Linked DNA regions of Mus musculus: region 1 is linked to region 2. Evidence: chromatin loops called from intact Hi-C (ENCODE). Cell type or tissue: left cerebral cortex. All regions are shown on one strand. Links, peaks and the distances in the headings refer to the core of each region. The heading gives the core; the rest is flanking DNA. Region 1 has its middle 120 kb from the start of Gm30837. Region 2 has its middle 130 kb from the start of Dthd1.

Region 1 (9,251 bases), core at 324-8,323, 560 kb before region 2:
TTCATCTGCATGTGATGACTGGGAGCACTCACACTGACATCTCTGGAGGAATGTGAAGTATACTTCTCCGCATCAACTCTGAACTACTCTGAGAGATGCAGGAGGCAGGGGCGGGGGGAATACAAAGGTAGAACACAGTTCAAGTGATACACATCTCTACTTGGGTATTTGTGGATGCAAACTCTTCTCTAAATTGAGTTTCAAGAGGATATTTGTTATGGTTTGAATGTGAAGTATGCTCCATCGGCTCCTGTGTTGGACACTTGATCACTATCTGGTGTTAATGTTTTGATAGACTTAACACTTCAAGAGAAGGTGACTTAACTGAATGAAGGTGGAGATAGGAGGGTTCCTGAAGTGTCTGCTATCCTAGCTAGTCATTAAACTCTAGGTTCAGTAAGTGATGCTATTTTAAAAATAAGATAGAAAGTGACTGAGAGAGACATCTCCCACTGACCTTTGGACACACACACCTGTGCCCACACACTTCTGTGCACACAAAGAATATCCTTCAGCATTTGTTTCTGTAGCAGTTATGTTTTGCTGAAAGACATGGGCCCAAGCAACCATGGACCACACCCTCTAATTCTGTGAGGAAAACAATTCCTCCTTTGTTAAAAAAAATAAAAATTTTAAAGTTTCTTAGTTTTAATAATGTTTGTTTTATTTTTCAGAAAATAAATGTGTGTCATATTCCCTTTTCAGGTACCACCACCACCCATGGAAAGCCCATCTGTTCAGATTACAAGTTCTTGTTAGGAGAGCAGGCTGCTTATGAAAAAATAGTATTGAAGCATCTAAACTCTACAGCTTTATAAGCAGTCCATTATAAATACACAAAGCAATTGTTGGTCTTATTTCTTTCATCATCTTGATTTGTGTGATGATCAATATTAATGACTGAAATAAGAATTACCAATGTTGAAAGTATAAATTATTAGGGTCTTTCTCTCCATATTTATACATAAATAAGAGAAAAATTATTTATCAGTGTTATGATCACTCAAGAAATCTTTTACTGGACATACCTGTGGTCAAGTCATCATAAAGGCCGTGGGACATGATACAAGTTTCCTCAACCCTTTATTACAGATGAATTAAGACATTCATTGTCTTCTATTTACTAGTCTTTGACTTTTAAAGAGCATGTTTTTGACTTTTGGATATTACCTGTTGCAAATGTTTTAGTTAATTTCTCATCTCATTTAACTCATAGGCTAATGACCATCTTCAAATCAAATACAAATTTCTTACAGACTGACATAATATTAACTTCCATTGTTTGACAGCTGCGATGTCTGTAATAGGATGCTGCTTATCCTGGTCTTCGTGCGCTCCCCTATTTTACTATCTTTCTCTCTACAACCTTTACTGTTTTCAACAAAGTGCTTTATAAGATCCCAATCTCCTAGAAATTCCCATGAGGTCTTTTCAATGAGTTTTCTTTTTAACCCGAACACTGAAATCCTCTCCTATGTAGTACAAATCTTTCTTCATTTCCTGACAGTTGCTTCAAAAGGTGTTTCATTTATCCTTTTTTTTTTTTTTTTTTTTTTTTTTTTAGAAACTAGTAAACCTCCTTACACTCAGATTGCCATCTTGTTCTGAGCTTTTAATACTTTCTTCAAGGCGTGTTACTAAGGCGGCAGGGGACGGCTCCCCGCATGTAAAGATATTCACAGCTTGAGTGGGCTATGAAAGCCATCACCTTGGGCAGCACAGACGCAGTGTGAAAGGAAGAACACTAAATATATGCCCCGTTCCTGTTCATAGACTATAGCTGCTTTCACCTCTTTAGCTCCTCAGACTTGAAGATTGCTACCAAAATAAACTCCCAAAGAAGTCAGAGCCCTTTTCTAATTTGTCTAGTAAATATAGAAAGGTAATTAAATTGAGGCCCCTCAAATTTAGACTCTGTGGTCTTGTTTTTTACCATTAGCAACAGAAACACTGTAAAAAAAGAAAGTAAAATCCAAAAGTTTGTACTTAATCTTCCACTGCTAAATTTAAAAAGCTTTGTGTGGCACGGACGTGAAGTATGCCTATGTATTCGCGAGATATTTTCAGCAGAAAGGCCAGCCATCTGCCCATTCTGTGTCTCTCAGTCTTCATGTTATTCTTTGTCCTACGCTTAGTGGCTCGTCCTTCTAGCTTTAAAGCAATAAGAAAAGTTGAAGCAGACAAATACATGCTAGCAAGTTTATTTGCTCTGAGAAGCTACGCATGTACTATACTTGTGAAAGTGTTGGTATATTAATGTGGACACATAGAAAAAGGGACCCACTAACTATTGATGTAGTTAACTGCCAGTGGGGAGGGGAATGGTTTGAGGCAGATGAAGATGTGAACACAGACTTTCATGGGCACATTTTATTTTTTACATTGTGTTAAAATATTCCTTTTCTTTTTTTTTTTTCTACTTTTTTTCATACACTATCTGCTGACCAAATTCTTTCCCCTCCTCTAACTTCTTCCAGGTCCTCCTCACCTCTCTCTACCCACCCAACATTTGTTCTTTCTCTCTTTCAAACCCCCAGGGCAACCAACCAACCAACCAACCAACCAACCAACCAACCAACCAATCAACCACCACCACCACAACAACAAAAGTCAAACAAGCAAAAAACAAACAAACAACCCCCCCAAAACCCACTAGAACAAAAGTAGTAAAACAAAATGCTTTACACACACACACACACCACCACCACCACCACCACCACCACCAATAACAAAAACAACAACCACATAGTCTGTTTTGTGTTTGCCAACTAACTACGCCTAGGCCCAGGGCCTGTCCTGGAATATGGCTCATAATGACACTTGGTTAGAGAAAACTGATTTTCCCTTTCCCATTAGGCATCAATTTTAAACAGCTCTCTGGCTAGTAGTGGGATTTTGTGTACACTCTGCCTTCTAAGTAATGGGATTTTTGTCAGTTTGAAACTATGTGGGTCTTCTACATGGTTTCACAGTTTCTGTGAGTTTATATGTGTCTATGCAAGTCTTCTGCATGGTATCATAGCCTCTGTGAGTTTATATATTATTATGTATTATCTTGGAGTTACCTACCACTACATTTTCCTCTTAAAATTGTTCCATCTCCTTATCTTCAGAAATATCTGAGCCTTGAGGGGTGGGGTTTGATAAAGACATCCTTTACTTGTGTGGACATTTCCTTCCCCACACTCTCTCCTTCTTTCTTTTCTTTTACAGAATTGTAGATACTTTAAAGCTATTGCTTGTTTTAAAGTATAATTTTGAAACATAGATAAAATTCTAGCTCTTTCTCATTTATGTAGAGTCACAATTTTCAATGAGAGAAGAGCAAACCACACGACTTACAAATGAGTGGAAGAATAGAAAACAGCCATTGTTTGGCTTCAAACCTTTTTCTTTTCAGTATGGGAGAAATCAGAACTGGAATGCACAGGAGAAGTAAGATTTCAGATTTATTCAGCTAAGTGTGAACTACCTTTTTAAAGCACCATTAATTTAGGGAATGAGAGAAACAGATCCACAGCACAAAAAGAGTAGCAGGGAAGGCTTTTGTTGTAGGAAGGGAGACTATTATCATGCTGGGCTCTCATGGATGTGGCAGAATAGCGGACAGCTTACAAAAATACAAGAATTTAGGTACTTGATATGAATCCACAGGAAGGCTTGTGGTGGCAGAGGCTGGTTTTAAAGACACGTCCACTTAACAAAGATGCAGTGACTGCTAATTGACTGAGAGCTGAAATCTTCCCTTAGTGAAAACAAACCTGTCCAAGCAAACATTGGCCTTTCTCCAAAGCAAAAAATTACCACAGATTTAGTACTGAAACAAAGAAGAACCCATAACCAGGATTCACTTTTTACTGGAGAACTTCATTGTGGCCACCTCAGCAATAATGCGGCAGTAATTAGATTCTCCAAAGATTCCGTGTAACCTAGTTAAATTCTCAGCTCCTCCTAGCATGTGACGTTGAAATCTCACAGGGAGAACTGTGCTACTTTTTAATAAAAACTATCTGGACAGCAGTTAAGTGGAGCATTAACCTGTTTTGGGGAAAAATAAACCTGCTGACACTGTCATGTCTTTGGAAATGAAGTGGCTAGAAGGAAAATAAAAGTGATATTTCTAAATTTGGGGAGTGAAGGAAGATATATTAAGGAGCCAAGTAGTTACCCATTGTGTGTATGTGTGTGTGTGTGTGTGTGTGTGTGTGTGTGTGTGCGCGTGCGTGCGTGCGTGCGTGTGTGTGTTAAGTGGCACCCATTATAGGCAAATTATTAGGTGTTAGATTTGAGGGTATATGAATACTGAAAGGTGAATGCTTTGCTTTAAAAATATTTATAGTCATATAGGAAAACTTTTAATATCTCTCATATGGTTAAAGTATTTTATATAGTTCTGTAAATTTGACATGGCAACTTAATATATTTTGGAAAATGGAAAAATAAAATTATTAATCCAATCACTCATATATGCCCACTACTAATACTTTTGGTGTACTTTCTTAGTCTTTTCTCCCCTGGTGTGTAGCTTTTCTGCTTGGAATCAACCCATTTTTTCTACTGTATAAAATCCTGGGAGTAGATATTCTAGATGAGAGGGTATAGACATTTTTAAGAGTCTTGAAACATATTAATAGTATTGATTTTGAGAGAGGTCAAACTCAATACACTTGGCTGCATTCAATGTAGATCTTTAAAAAGTGCTCATTAGCTAAAGAATACAATCTCATCATCTTATTTTTTTGTTTCTTCAGTACTTTCAGTGAGGATATTTATTGGGAAATTATGCATAAGGTACTATCTTGGCACTATCTTGACTTTAGTGTCAATATGACTCTTTGGCATTAAGGACCTCAAAATAGAGGCCACATTCCCATAGGAGGAAGCTGGAAGGGAAGCATTATGATAATGGCCAGTGACGTACTTACATGACAGAAGAAAAAGGGATGGAATAACAGTAAATAGAAAGTTGTAAACATTCTTAAATTTGAATACTATTAAGTGGTTATTTGAGTGAGAATGGCCCCATAGATATAAATGTTTGATGACATGATCCTCAGTTGGTAGAATTTTTTTTTTGAGAAGAATTAGTATGTGTGGCCTTGTTGGAGGTATGTCTCTGGTGGGTTCAAAAGCCTCTTTAAAATAATTTTGTGGTTTAAAGACATTCAAAGCAAGTTCAGGCTCTCGCCCTTCTGCCTCCTGCTTGTGAGACGTGAGCTCTCAGCTGTTCTGTTGCCAACACTGTTGCTCTGCCATCCTTGATTCTAATCCTCCAAACTGTAAGCCCAATTATGGATTTTCTTTTATAAATTTCCTCAGTTATAGTGTTTTATGACAGTGATAGAAAGAAAGCTAATACAAACTCGATGGGAAAAAGTTATTTTCATTTTATTGATCAGGGAACATTTTAAGGAGACCATGGTGTCCTGTGTGAACGACACATTGAATAAGCAGTAAAGAGTACATTAGAATGCCTGGCTGCCCCACTTAAGAGCTCTTGCCCTGGCCACCATCGAACAGAACTTTGCTCAGAAAAAAACATTTATTTCATCCCTTCGTTGGCTTCACTGAGAATCTTGGATCTATTCTTAGTTTGTAGATCAATTTGACTGTCTAGTCCTATTTCTGCTCAGATAGAACAAGGTACCATGAGAATTCAAAATTCCATGTGGATGGGACAAAGCTACCATCAGATTCAACCTGCCCCTTTTCAGATGGAATGCTGCAGGTCAGAGAGAAAAGCATCACAGTCATTTGTGGTGGACTCTGCATTAGAACTCCTGTTCCCCGATTCTTGAAGCCTACTCTAGTGTGCTTCCTCCATATACTACTTTCTTTGCTGTTTTAACCTTTGCTTTTAGCAACGTTAGAGGTTTATGTTTCATTTTCCTAAAAAAAAAAAAAAATAGGAGTCTGTGTGTGCTTTTGTTCAGGTTTCTGTTCTCTGTTGAAGGAACCATGCAGGGATATTTAGATAGTCTGCTCTTCTCTTTCCAACAAGGGAGGCAAATGGAAATACTGAACATTTGAGTGCCTACTCACTATCTTCCAGACACTTGGATACTTTACACCCTGCAATTCTCATAACAGCTCGTTGATGTAGCTATTATAATCTCCAAGGCACAGATGGGAACATGGGGAGAGATGCACAGGGAATTTAAAGAACTTGCTTAAGTTAAATTGCCCAGATTCTAAATGGAAGTAGGAAGACTGAAACCCAAGTATGTCTGACACCAAGGCCCATGCCCTGCCCACTGCACCTCACAGATTACAATTCCCCATGGAGGGGTGATGTGACTACCATCTGGTTAGGAATACTTCTGCTTCATTTCTTGTTATGGTAGGACTCAAGTGTTTGCCTTCACTATCTTCAGCTCCTAAGATAGGGAACTGACTTAGTTGTTGGAATGAATCTTGGAATTTCTTGCCTGCAGCTCAGGAAGAAACAGAACAGAGTTGTGTTTAAGGATGGATTTAACCCAATTCAAACAACTTTTTAAATACTTAGGAGGTATGTCACCTCGAGAGATATCTTTAAATTCATCATTCTTCAGTTTTTTTCATCTGGAAAAGGGACTTAATAACAGTGTATTCCCAATGGAAATGTTATGAACAAAATGAAATTATATGTGTAAGTCACTCAGCACAATACCTAAAATAATTTTATTTACTTCACAGCATAGAATAGCTTGTTCTGTTCCTCTATGGATAATAAAATGGTAACTGGCATTTGTTACAGGGAGGACCAACAGCATGAAAAACTATGAAGAGGGCTTTGGTCTCTCTTGATACATTAGTCAGATGTTTCTATCGCTGTGGACAAAACCCCAAGAGAGACAACCTAAGGAGTAGGGGCTTTGTTTAACTCAGAGGGGCAGAAATTCAAGTCCATAGTTCCCAGGTTTTGGAGTCTGGGCTTTAGGCATGTAGAAAAGACAACATGGTCACGAGAACATGTGACAGTCAGTGGCCAGCCTGGGCTGACTAGTAAATTCCAGATCAATTTGGGCTCCAGACTGAGACTGTTTCTCAATACAATCACATATACAATCTAACATATAAATAAATGACAAAGAATGAGACAGAAGCAACTCAGCTTTGGTGGACAGGAAGCAGATAGACAAGCGGAGAGAAGACACGCAAGATATAGTATTAACACATGCCTACTTATATATTTCATACAGCCTTTCCTCCTAAAGTTTCCAGAATCTCCTAAAATAACACCATCAGCTGGGGACCAGGTCTTAAAACTCAAGTCTTGGATAAAGAGTTCCCACCCAAGCCATCACAGGTGTCTTCCTAAACACACAGCTGTTTGGATGGTTCAGGCTTCCCAATTGTGACTCACAAATGTTTGCTGTAGTGGAATTCATTGATGATAATGTGCCAATGCAAGAGTTAATGTGCCATAAGCCATTTAGAAAGTGTAAAAAGATGGAAACTAATGCCTATGAGGGCATATACTGGGATGCAGCCATGGAGAAAGAAAGAAAAAAATAGGAAGCAGGGATTAAGCAGGAGAGTGAGAGACCATGCAAGCTCACCAGGAAGAAGACCAAAAGCTGCTAGGCTGATTTAAATGTGGTACATCTATAATTTCTACTTTAACAATGAAAAGTTGTGAGGTCTTTGAGAGGTATTTGGGGCCATGGGGGCTCTGACCTAGTGAAAGATTAATGCAGATACTGAAAGAATATGTTAGTTTTCCAGAGAACCAGGTGGGCCTGCAACTAACCTCTTCTGATCTGAACCACTTGTGGTTGAATTTTTATTGACTTACTTTATAACCCAAATGGGATCAATTTTCAGATTACAGATTTCAAGAGCAATCTATAATCTACAGCATGGCAGAATTCTTTGTGTTTCCTTAAACATTTTCTCTAAATTATCTGTGTCAGAATAATCCAACAAAATATCATCCATGTAATGATAAATAATAGATTGAGGAAATTGTCTACAAATTATTTCTAGTGGTTGTTGCACAAAATATTAACATAAAGTTGGAGTATTTAGCATCCCTTGTGGGAGAACATTTTTATGGGAAAGCAAACCTTTCCCTATCCTGCTCATACAAGGGTATACTAAAAAGGAAATCTTTTAAATCAGTTATTATCAAAGGCTATGCCTTAGGTAGTAAAGAAGGTAAAGGAATTCTAGGCTGCAATGAATCCATTGGTTGAATTATATTCACCACTCTTACATCTGTTAGCATTCCCCATTTTCTTGATTCTTTCTTTCTTGATTTCTTTGTTTCTTGATTTATTTTTTTCTTGATTTCTTCCATTCTTTTTTTAAATTTTTTATTAGATATTTTCTTTATATACATTTCAAATTTCAAATGCTATCCCAAAAGTTCCCCATAACCCCACCCAATCCCCTACCCACCCACTCCCACTTCTTGGCTCTGGAGTTCCCCTGTACTGGGGCATATAAAGTTTGCAAGACCACGGGGCCTCTCTTTCCACTCATGGCCAACTAGACCATATTCTGATACATATGCAGCTAGAGACACAAGCTCCGGGGTTACTGGTTAGTTCATATTGTTGTTCCACCTATAGGGTTGCAGATCCCTTTAGCTCCTTGGTTACTTTCTCTAGCTCCTCCATTGGGGGCCCTGTGATCCATCCAAGAGCTGACTGTGAGCATCCACTTCTGTGTTTGCTAGGCCCCGGCATAGTCTCACAAGAGACAGCTATATCTGGGTCCTTTCAGCAAAATCTTGCTAGTGTATGCAATGGTGTCAGCGTTTGGAGGCTGATTATGGGATGAATCCCTGGGTAGGACAGTCTCTAGATGGTCCATCCTTTTGTCTCAGCTTCAAACTATGTCTCTGTAACTCCTTCCATGGGTGTTTTGTTCCCGTTTCTAAGAAGGGGCAGATTGTCCACACTTTGGTCTTCGTTCTTCTTGAGTTTCATGTGTTTTGCAAATTGTATCTTGTATCTTGGGTATTCTAAGTTCCTGGGCTAATATCAACTTATCAGTGAGGACTTATCATGTGAGCTGTATCTTGTATCTTGGGTATTCTAAGTTTCTGGGCTAATATCCACTTATCAGTGAGTACATATAATGTGAGTTCTTTTGTGATTGGGTTACCTCACTCAGGATGATGCCCTCCAGGTCCATCCATTTGCCTAGGAATTTCATAAATTCATTCTTTTTAATAGCTGTGTAATACTTCATTGTGTAAATGTACCACATTTTCTGTATCCATTCCTCTGTTGAGGGACATCTGGGTTTTTTCCAGCTTC
Region 2 (9,251 bases), core at 704-8,703:
ATCATCAGAGCTCAAAGTTTGAAGCTGAAGAACCCGTGAAAGCGAAAGTGCTTCTGAAGGGAACTGACCTCCTGGTATTTATTCATGGTGGCTTCAAGTTTGCTTATTTAACTCATGATTCACAGGAACAACTGGCTTATTTTGGTAAATTTAACAAACAATAAATAAACCAAGTATAGAAAAGCATAAACTACATTTAGTTCTTTAAAATTCTGCCATCAGTCTATATGTAACTAATAGCTTGGTGGCTGTGCATGCAAATATTCACATGTTAAAATATGGAATATATGCATTGTTTTTATATATTACTCTATTTTATCACTTTATTAAAATGTTACATATCTCATTTCCTGTACATATAAATGTGTATTATTCTTCCTTATTGATGCAAACTAATCATTATGCAGCTATATATGTAGCTTGATTTTTTTCCCCAGCTGCTTTAGAAAATATATTATTCTGATCTACAGAAACATCTGTAAAATGTTTCCATCACCAAGAAAAATAAAGAAGCTACAAAAAAAACCCTATAGTCATAGTGTAGTATCCTGTTGGTTCTGGTTTAGCATATACATAGGCAACACCAAAGAAACAGTGTAGATCAACTTGTCAAAATATTATGTAGACTACTGTTGTGGGATATCGATGTTCCTCAGATCCTCTGGAGTCTCAAACGTACCAGCTGGCCTTCCCATCCACTCCCAGTAGCATTAGACACTTGCTTTTCTCCTCACTGACTGCATACCTGTATCTAGTATTACAGATATTACTGATATCCACTGATACTTTGTTCCTTGAAGGTACAATGGGTAAAACACCTGAGTGTACAAAGATCTGATCTTGCTCCACTAGCCACCTGTAGTGCCCCCATATCTCTGTATTTATTGAGTGTCCCTATCTGTAGACATGTGTCTCACTTTTCAGCATAGTGACTTGAACCCACAGGCATCTGCCTGATCTCCTCCTTGTCTGTTACTGGACTCTCAGCTTAGCTAAGGCCTGTGGCTTCTCTTCCCACATTTATGGCTTCAATGAATCTCTGTTAAGAACTACAACTAAAGTTTAACAGTGTTATACTTAAATCATTGCATGTTAGAGACAATATCTATCTAAGCAACAACAAGCATCATGGGGAGATAGAGCAGCTGGTCACCTTAAGGGGCAAGCTGACCACTTGAAGTGAAAGGAACCTGGTCAGCATAATTGGTTCTTCTTAGTGGTATTAGATTTGTTCATTTGTTTGCCTTCCCTTAATGAACAGTTTCAGAGTTGCCCACCTAGAATGAGAAAATAAAAAATAATTGGGATATTGAGTGTTTTAACAAAATGGTAGTATTGTAAAGTCAGAAGTGTGCAGACAGGGTGAGTGAGGAAAATGACTGTATAGCTCTCCAATGTTTCCCTTGCCTCAAATATAACTTCTAACTAAATCTGCATACAACTCAATTGTATCACATTAATAAATGTTCTGTTGCCTGCAGTGGACTTACTTCTGAGACCTTCTAAAAGAATAGAACTCTAATCAACAACAAAGTAATAAAGATACTCTGAAATGAAGGAGACCAATCACAAGCAAATAACATAAACACGAGAAGAGATAAAAATAAGCAAGCATACACTGAGTGAGGAACACCCTCACCACCTTGACAATGTAGGTTCTCAAGACTACCAGACTATCTCCCCAAACAGCTAGAAGTTTCCTAATAATAACTCTGACCCGTCAGATGGGCACAATTATGTGTGTATATTTCAATACACAGTTAAGTCTGTGTACTAAGAAAGAGTGCCTTTGTATCATACAATGCTTCCCTGTGCATTCTATGTATTCATCCAGTTTCATACATACATTTCCCTTTTCTTTAACTATAAAAGTTAACATTAAGTTGATATTTGCATGGATGATTTAGTTTGCAGTTTAAATTCATTAGCAATTTTCATGTTAGCTTTATAGATTAGGTATTATTTACTAAATTATTAAAAGGAGAGGGTCTTTGAGGTTAAAGTATTTTTCAATATCATCTGGCTAATAAGTAGTAAGTAATAAAAAATTCCTTTTTTGTTCTAAACATGACTCATAATAAAATGTTCCAAATAAATAAAATTAGTTATTTTAATAAAAAAAAAAAGAGCTTGCAACCCAGCCACTCTAAGTTTTCTTCCTTTCCGTGTGTTCAGACTTTACCAAGATAAACTAGGATGAAATCTGTGATCACCTGGTGGGTATTAGGTAGACGTGACATGAGTGGTGTGTGATGCAGTTAAGGTAACTGGATGAAAGGCTTCTGAAAGGATATAGTCAGTATTGACAGAGATGTGAGAATTCACAGGTCAGAGCATCCTCCTGTGTGCACAGTACATAGATAAAATCCTGTGTATCTGTGTCATGCAATGAGATTCTACAGGTATCATTAGCTATCACATGCACAAATAATATCTGATTATGTTATATAATCCTCATAAAATTATGTTGCTACCAAACTATAAAAAATTAGTGTGATATGAACAATATATCAGAAATAATTTAAAGAAAATGAATAATGCCCGTGTATACCACTCTGAAAGAATATTTTAATGAAAGTAAAATGATGTTATTTTTACCTCCTCTCCTCCAACCCTTCCCATGAACCCCCTCCTTTGCTTTCTCTCAGATTAATGGTTTCTGTATGCTTTAATTTTTAAAAAGAAAATAAAGAAATTACCACAAATATCCTGAGAGAAATGAAGGAAAGGATGACGACATCTTTATTTTAATTAAATAAAACTTAATATAAAGCAAAGGAGGGGATAAGATAAAAAAGATAGAGGAGAGAAAATATGATGGTATGGGGAAATATTCATCAGGATATTGAAGAATGAAGTTGAAGAAAACTGTCAGAAAGTAGAGCCAAGGCTGATGAGATAAAAAGAAGATAACGAGAGAACAAATCCAGAAAAATCTTTCACAGTGGTGCCAGAAATAAAGAACAGGGGAGAAGAAAAAAAATACAGAGAACATGAAGTCATCAAAAGAGTTTCAGGATTTTTTCCAAGAACCAAAGAACATGAAATTTTAGTTTCACAGAGCCCATAAAATTGTCCATAAAAATGGAAGAAAAACAGATTTAACCCAAAGTGCCTATAAAAATGGAAGAAACAGTTCTCAAGAGAAAGTTTTATAAGCTGAAACAAAGAGAAAGTGGGAAAGAGGGAGAAAGGAGAGAGGGAGAGACAGACAGTGGCTGCACACACCCACTCAAAGACCTTAATGATCTGTAGTGACATTTTCAGGTATATAACACATTCAAGGCTGACCATTCTTGAGAATAAGAAGTAAAACCCTCCAAGTCAATAAATGGAAGAGGAGATACTGAAAAGCTGAAAAAAATTCAGGATGGTGAGGGAATTGAGCAGCCATGTTGACAATGGTAATCCCTGCTGCCACCGCAGGTGAGTACAGACCAATGCGTAGTCTTCAGAAGTGATAGGTGAAAGGCACTAAATATAAGGAACACTTGATGCATCTGGATATACTTAAAATGTCTTGCTAAGCTATAGGAAATCTCTGTTTCAGGATATTGATGTTTGACATCCAAGTGTTCGGAAGTAAAGACTTTAGATTAAAACTTAAAGCTACTTTTTTGTATGACTTGACATAGATCATGGTACAAGAAATAATAGAGAATGATACACTAAAAATGTCCTGGGACTACCAAACAATGGCATAAAGAATGACATGGAGCAACATGTATTTTATTCTGAAACAATATGATAACTTTCAAAACTTAAATTCATTTTGATGTATCATCTCTGTTAAGAAACCCAAAGGAACTTTCTCCATATCTGAGTAAAGTTCAAGTGTGCCAAGCATGGTTTCGGTGATGTTATTACTGTTTAGAATAGAGAAAAGACTGACAGAAAAGGCAAATAAATTTTGAGTAACCACAAGTGGGGCTCAGTGATGGAGTGCACACGTTGATCATACAGAAGACCCAAGTTCAGATCTCAGCCCTCATATCAGGCAGCTCAGAACCATGTGTGACTCTAAATTGTGGAAGATCTTGCACCTTTATCTGGCCTCCACAGGTACGGCACACATGTGATACAAATAGGCTTGCACACATATACATAACTAAAAATAAATGTTTATAATTAAAAAGAAAAGGTCAGCTGCCTTGGGGCTAGAGAGATGACACAATGGTTAAGAATGCTTACTGCTCTTCCAGAGGACCCAGGTCAGCTTTCAGATCCTGTGTCAGACAGTTCACAACCACCAGTCAGTACAGTTGCCTGTAGAAGGTAGAAAAGTGTTGAATCCTCTATGGCAGTAGTAACTTTCCATACAGTCTCACAGAGTGCATGGGCATGCACGCACATACACAAACACACACACACACACACACACACACACACACACACACACACACAGAGAGAGAGAGACGGAGGGAGAGAGAGAGAAAATGACAAAACTAAATCTTTTTTAAGAAGATTATCTACAAAGCAGAACAAATTGTTCAGTGGTACTAATTATATAGCAATTATCCATTAAAAATATTTCATAACACTGATATTTTCCAATTAAAGATAAAATAAGACAGTCAGGTGTCTTTCAGAACTAGTACAATGATGAATTTTTTTTAACCAGGAAGACACATGATAATTTGTTCCAAATAATAGCAAAATTTGTGCATAAACATATCTAATAAAAGCAACTATATGGTGGCACATTTCTTTTTATAGAAACAGGTCACAATTTTGTTAGCCTAAAAATATGTACCTTTTATACTTAGCCCAGGTCAGTGTTTTAGAATGTTATATGTTTGTCACAAAAGCACTCAAATTTCACAATTGTCATCCAAACTTTCTACTGAGATAAACCATGCAGATTATCAGGAAATACAAGTTTTTATGTTATCATAAACCTGTAAGCTGCCGTTCTAAGTTCTCTGAGTAATCAAAGAACAAATGCATAAAGGAAGTCAAATGTCTTCCTTATATACTACTTCTGGAGCGAAAGAAGAAAGACAAGGGTGAAATGCCATGTTTTCAAACGATAACACTTCTTCAAATTTGAGAAGTGCTAATTTGTCTTTCATACAAAGAACACGTTAAAACAACCACCACGACAGACAGATATCACACACTTTCTGTTCCAACGCAACAATAAAACTTGGTCAAGTGCAGAAATTCTATTTCTGAGTTCTAGAGTGCCCCCATGTGGAAGTAAGCAAGTATCACTCTCTTACAGTATGAGTCGTCTATTTGCTTGGTCTCACACCTGCTACATAGAGGGTGCTAAAGATTTCTTAGTTTTGTTTTATTTTATTTTATTTTATTTTATTTTATTTTATTTTTTATTTTATTCATTCTTCTCCCATATACTACATCCTGACCACAGCTTTCCTCTAACCACATTTCTCAGTCCCTCTGCTCCACCTGCCCTCTCACCTAGGTCCACTCCTCCTCCTTTCCCATTCAGAAAAGAACAGGCATTCAAAGGATATCAACCAAACACAACATATCAAGTTAAATAAGACTAAGAACATATCTGCATTTCAAAGCTGGAGAGGGCAACCCAGAAGGAAAATAGGGGTCCCAAGAGCAGGCATAAGAGTCAGAGATACTTATACTGTCAGGAATGGCACAAAAACACCAAGCTACACACCATGATGTACACAATGCCAACCTAGCTCAGCCCCTACAGGTTCTTGTGACTTCAGTCTATGTGAGCCTCTGTGAGCCCTGCTAAGGGTTCTGTAGGCCATGCTCTTGTGGTCTCCTCAAGCCCTCTGGGTCCTTCAATCCTTCCTTGCCCTCTTATCCTAGTTCTGCCTAATGTTTAGTCTCTAATGTGGGTCTCTGAGATTTGCTTCCATCATTTGCTGGATGAAGCCTTTCTGATGAAGATTGGGCCAGGCACTAATGTATGAGTATAGCAAAATTAATATGAGAAATCATTTCAGTGATTTTTTTTGTGACAGTCATGTTTGGTTTTATCCTGGATCTCTGGGCTCTCCAGCCTCTGTTTTCTTGCTCTCTAGGTACCACCAGGTGTAAGCTCCTAGTGACGGCATGGGCCTCAAGTTGGAACAATCAATGGTTGGCTATTCCTACAAGTTCTGTGCCACCATAACATTACTCTAGCACATTTGGCAGGCAGAGCTGATTGTAGGTCGGAGGTTTTGTGACTGGGCTGGTGTCCCAATCCAACCACTGGAATCCTTGCCAGGATACAGGAGATGGGAGGTTCAGGCTCTGTATCCCCCATTCCAGGAAGTTTCTACAGCACAAGGTTTCCACATCATCCCCCAAAATGCCCAGTTCCAGTTGTCTCTCCCAGTCCTCTCCCTCCACACCTTATCCCTCCTGTTCAGATTCCTGCTAGTCCCCAGTTCACTTGTGAAATCTATTCTATTTCCCCTTCCCAGGGAGATCCATGCACTTCCACCTTGAGTGCTTCTTGTTACTTAGCCTCTCTGAGTCTGTGGATTGTAGCTTGACTATCTTTCACTTAACTGCTGGTATCCCCTAAAGTCCCTGAAATGACCCTAGCAGGGACAACTGGTAATGGAGGATACAGAGCCTCTGTAAGCTGGCAAGGCTTCTGGTGGTGGGACTGGGACACCAAGCTAGTCACAAAGTCTCTGACCTTCAATTGGCCCTGTCTGTCAACTGTGCTATGGTAATGGTGGCACGGAACATGTGGGAGTAACCAAGAAATGTCTGGTCCAATTTGAGTGGGTACATGCCAGGTTTGTTTTCCTGGGTCTGGGATATCTCACTCAGGATGATTTTTGTGCATAGATTCTGTTGGGTTTGTTCACTGACAACTTCATACACATATACAGTTCTTTCTTTTTTATTTATTCGCACCTCCCTCTCTGATTTGTGTTACACATTCAATAAACTCTCATTAAACTCCTCCTACAGGTTACTGTCCCACCTTCAGGCCTCTTTCTTTTGTGACCCACAACTACTAACCAGAGTCATCTATGTAATCATGAATTAACTATTAATGAAACAGTCCATTATTTTCATTATAATAAAATATTATCAGTTTGTCATGCTTTCTGTTTCATTTGATTAAATTATTAATTGACAGGTACTGACAATAGGAATAAAATGAGCACTGTATCCTAATCTTTGCCATCATTTCTGTTACAAAGCAGATACTTTAGTTTCTCATTAGTTGCTGTGGTAAAATAACCAGACAAAGTCAACCTAAAAGACAGAGGGATTTTGTAAACTCAGCATTCTAGGTTACAGTCCATGATTGTGGGGGAAGTCACAGCATCAGGAGCCAGTTATGTTTCTCCCAGAGTGAAGAAGCAAAGAGCAAAGGATAAATGGATGTTTGCTACTCAGCTCCTCTTCTTCACTGACACAGTCCAGAATCCAAACAGGGAAATGCTATCACCAATAGTGATTGCTCATGCTGATCAGGCATTCAATATTAGCAGAGGTTGTCTAAGACAGAAAGTCTACTAAGATTTCTCTTCAAGACAAAGAGAGAGGGGGGCTGAGAGAAAAGAAGAGAGAGGACGTATTATGAAGAAACAGAATTTCTAATTTGGCGGAATAGGATGTTTGGTAAATTATCTTCCCCACTCTTATATAGCTGAAATTGCATAAAATGTTTAGGACTGCTAAGAATCAATGAATGGCAATGAGCTAAAACATCTTTTTCATGGTTGTCAATAAACCATGCTTAAGTATGCATTCTGGTATTCATAGCAATAATTAACAATAGCACTGTACCAAACTAAAATTTCACACACTAGTACAAATTTTTAAAGTTTGTTAATCCTAATATATTTGCTCAAGTTTTTATCAGATATTATTTTAATATTTAACACATAAATATTTTGACTATTTTATGTCACTAAATGCAGTAAAAAGAACTAAACTTGTTTCCAGTAGTAAAAGTTAAGATCAGCAAACTCCAGCTTTTCTTGTTTCTCAGGAGTCTATTGCCACTGAAATGAGTTAAATCAAGGACAATTTTAACTAGAATCTCACAACTCTCATTAAACTTATTCATGAAGAGAAGAAAAAGGCTAAGCTATTTAATATCGAGAATTGAAAGTACGTATCTCATGAGAAATTATGTTTTATACTTATTACTTTACCAAAATTATTAATACTTAGTTTAAATGAATGTGGTACAGATTGAGAATTGAATAATAAGGAAAAAGAAGTTTGTCCATTATAATAATATAATAACAAATTCTTACAGTTTTACTTTTTCTGCTCTACAATATGTTCCCTAGTTAATTTATAATTATTACACAAATAATGAAATAAAATTATATTCAACAAACTAAGGCCATTGTTGTTGCTTTTATAAAACATTTAACAAAAATATGTTTTATAAATTCTCATATTAATCTGCCAATCCTAGATGTGTATAGATGTGTATAGTATACCATTAGTTGTGGTATTTTCTAGTTATTTCCACAAGAATATAAAATCAAGTTATTTCCAAATGAGTTCTCTATTTATATACATAAAGATAGTAAATTCAATTATTCTGTGTTTGCTTAAAAAAATAAATCTTGTTAATAATTAAAGACATTTTTAGGAAAAATGTATATATGTACATTTAAATATGTACTCTATAAAAATACTAGTTGGCATAATCAATATAGGAATCCAATTCATGTCCTACCATGTCTATCTCAAAATGCAGGTACAAGGAAGTTTATCTGTGGAAGTCGTGAAGTTGTTGGTTTTTGCATCATCAACCAAAGATATGACTCTAGTGGAAACAAGCCTTAGATGGTTCATTGCCCATTCTCCCTTTGTGTAGGTTCTGGTCCTCAGTCTGGTGGCCACATCTTCATCTTAGTTTACTATGTCATTAGATGAATACAAACATGAATACAGTCACTCTTCTTCACTTCACAAGGTTCTACTGACCTTCACGAATAGTCAGAGTTGATTTTCTTATTTTGTCTGGGGAGAGAACCCTCTGTCTCCTTCCTCGTAACTCTTAAATCAGTGATGAGTGCTCTGTGCAAGTTACTAGGCCTCGGGGCTCTGTGAGGCCCACTGCTTCTTTTTCCTAATTCTCCAAGGATCACTGTACTCTACTTTACCTTCCTTTCACTATCCCTGGAAATTTCATTTATTAGTACATAGGTCCCACATGAAAGAGGTATACCTTCCCATTCCAGGAAGAATCCATCAAGCAGTACGATTGTGTACCACCAGTGTCTCCTCCATGGTCCTATTACTTCTCTCAAAGCTGATGTCTTTGCTTATTCGTCTGCATT

Evidence for each region. Hi-C counts contacts between places; a loop is a spot of excess contacts. Peaks named below come from ENCODE experiments on the same cell type or tissue, not always from the same donor. Only the 100,000 strongest peaks of a DNase experiment are listed, where the experiment ranks them.
Region 1: it touches region 2 in a loop (7-fold over the local background); 3 of 42 quality-filtered maps call a loop at or near these places.

What each region holds. Positions count from the first base shown.
Region 1 is chr5:63,496,094-63,505,344 of GRCm38, reverse strand. No RefSeq gene overlaps it. Among named protein-coding and RNA genes, the nearest start is that of Gm30837, 120 kb to the left of the region's middle. In left cerebral cortex, for the core only: no CTCF peak of the experiment used is centred there; DNase peaks (open chromatin) are centred at 1,725, 2,075, 3,611 and 6,170; H3K27ac peaks cover 3,502 bases.
Region 2 is chr5:62,935,177-62,944,427 of GRCm38, reverse strand. No RefSeq gene overlaps it. Among named protein-coding and RNA genes, the nearest start is that of Dthd1, 130 kb to the right of the region's middle. In left cerebral cortex, for the core only: a CTCF peak has its summit at 5,207 (motif pointing left); DNase peaks (open chromatin) are centred at 2,997 and 5,166.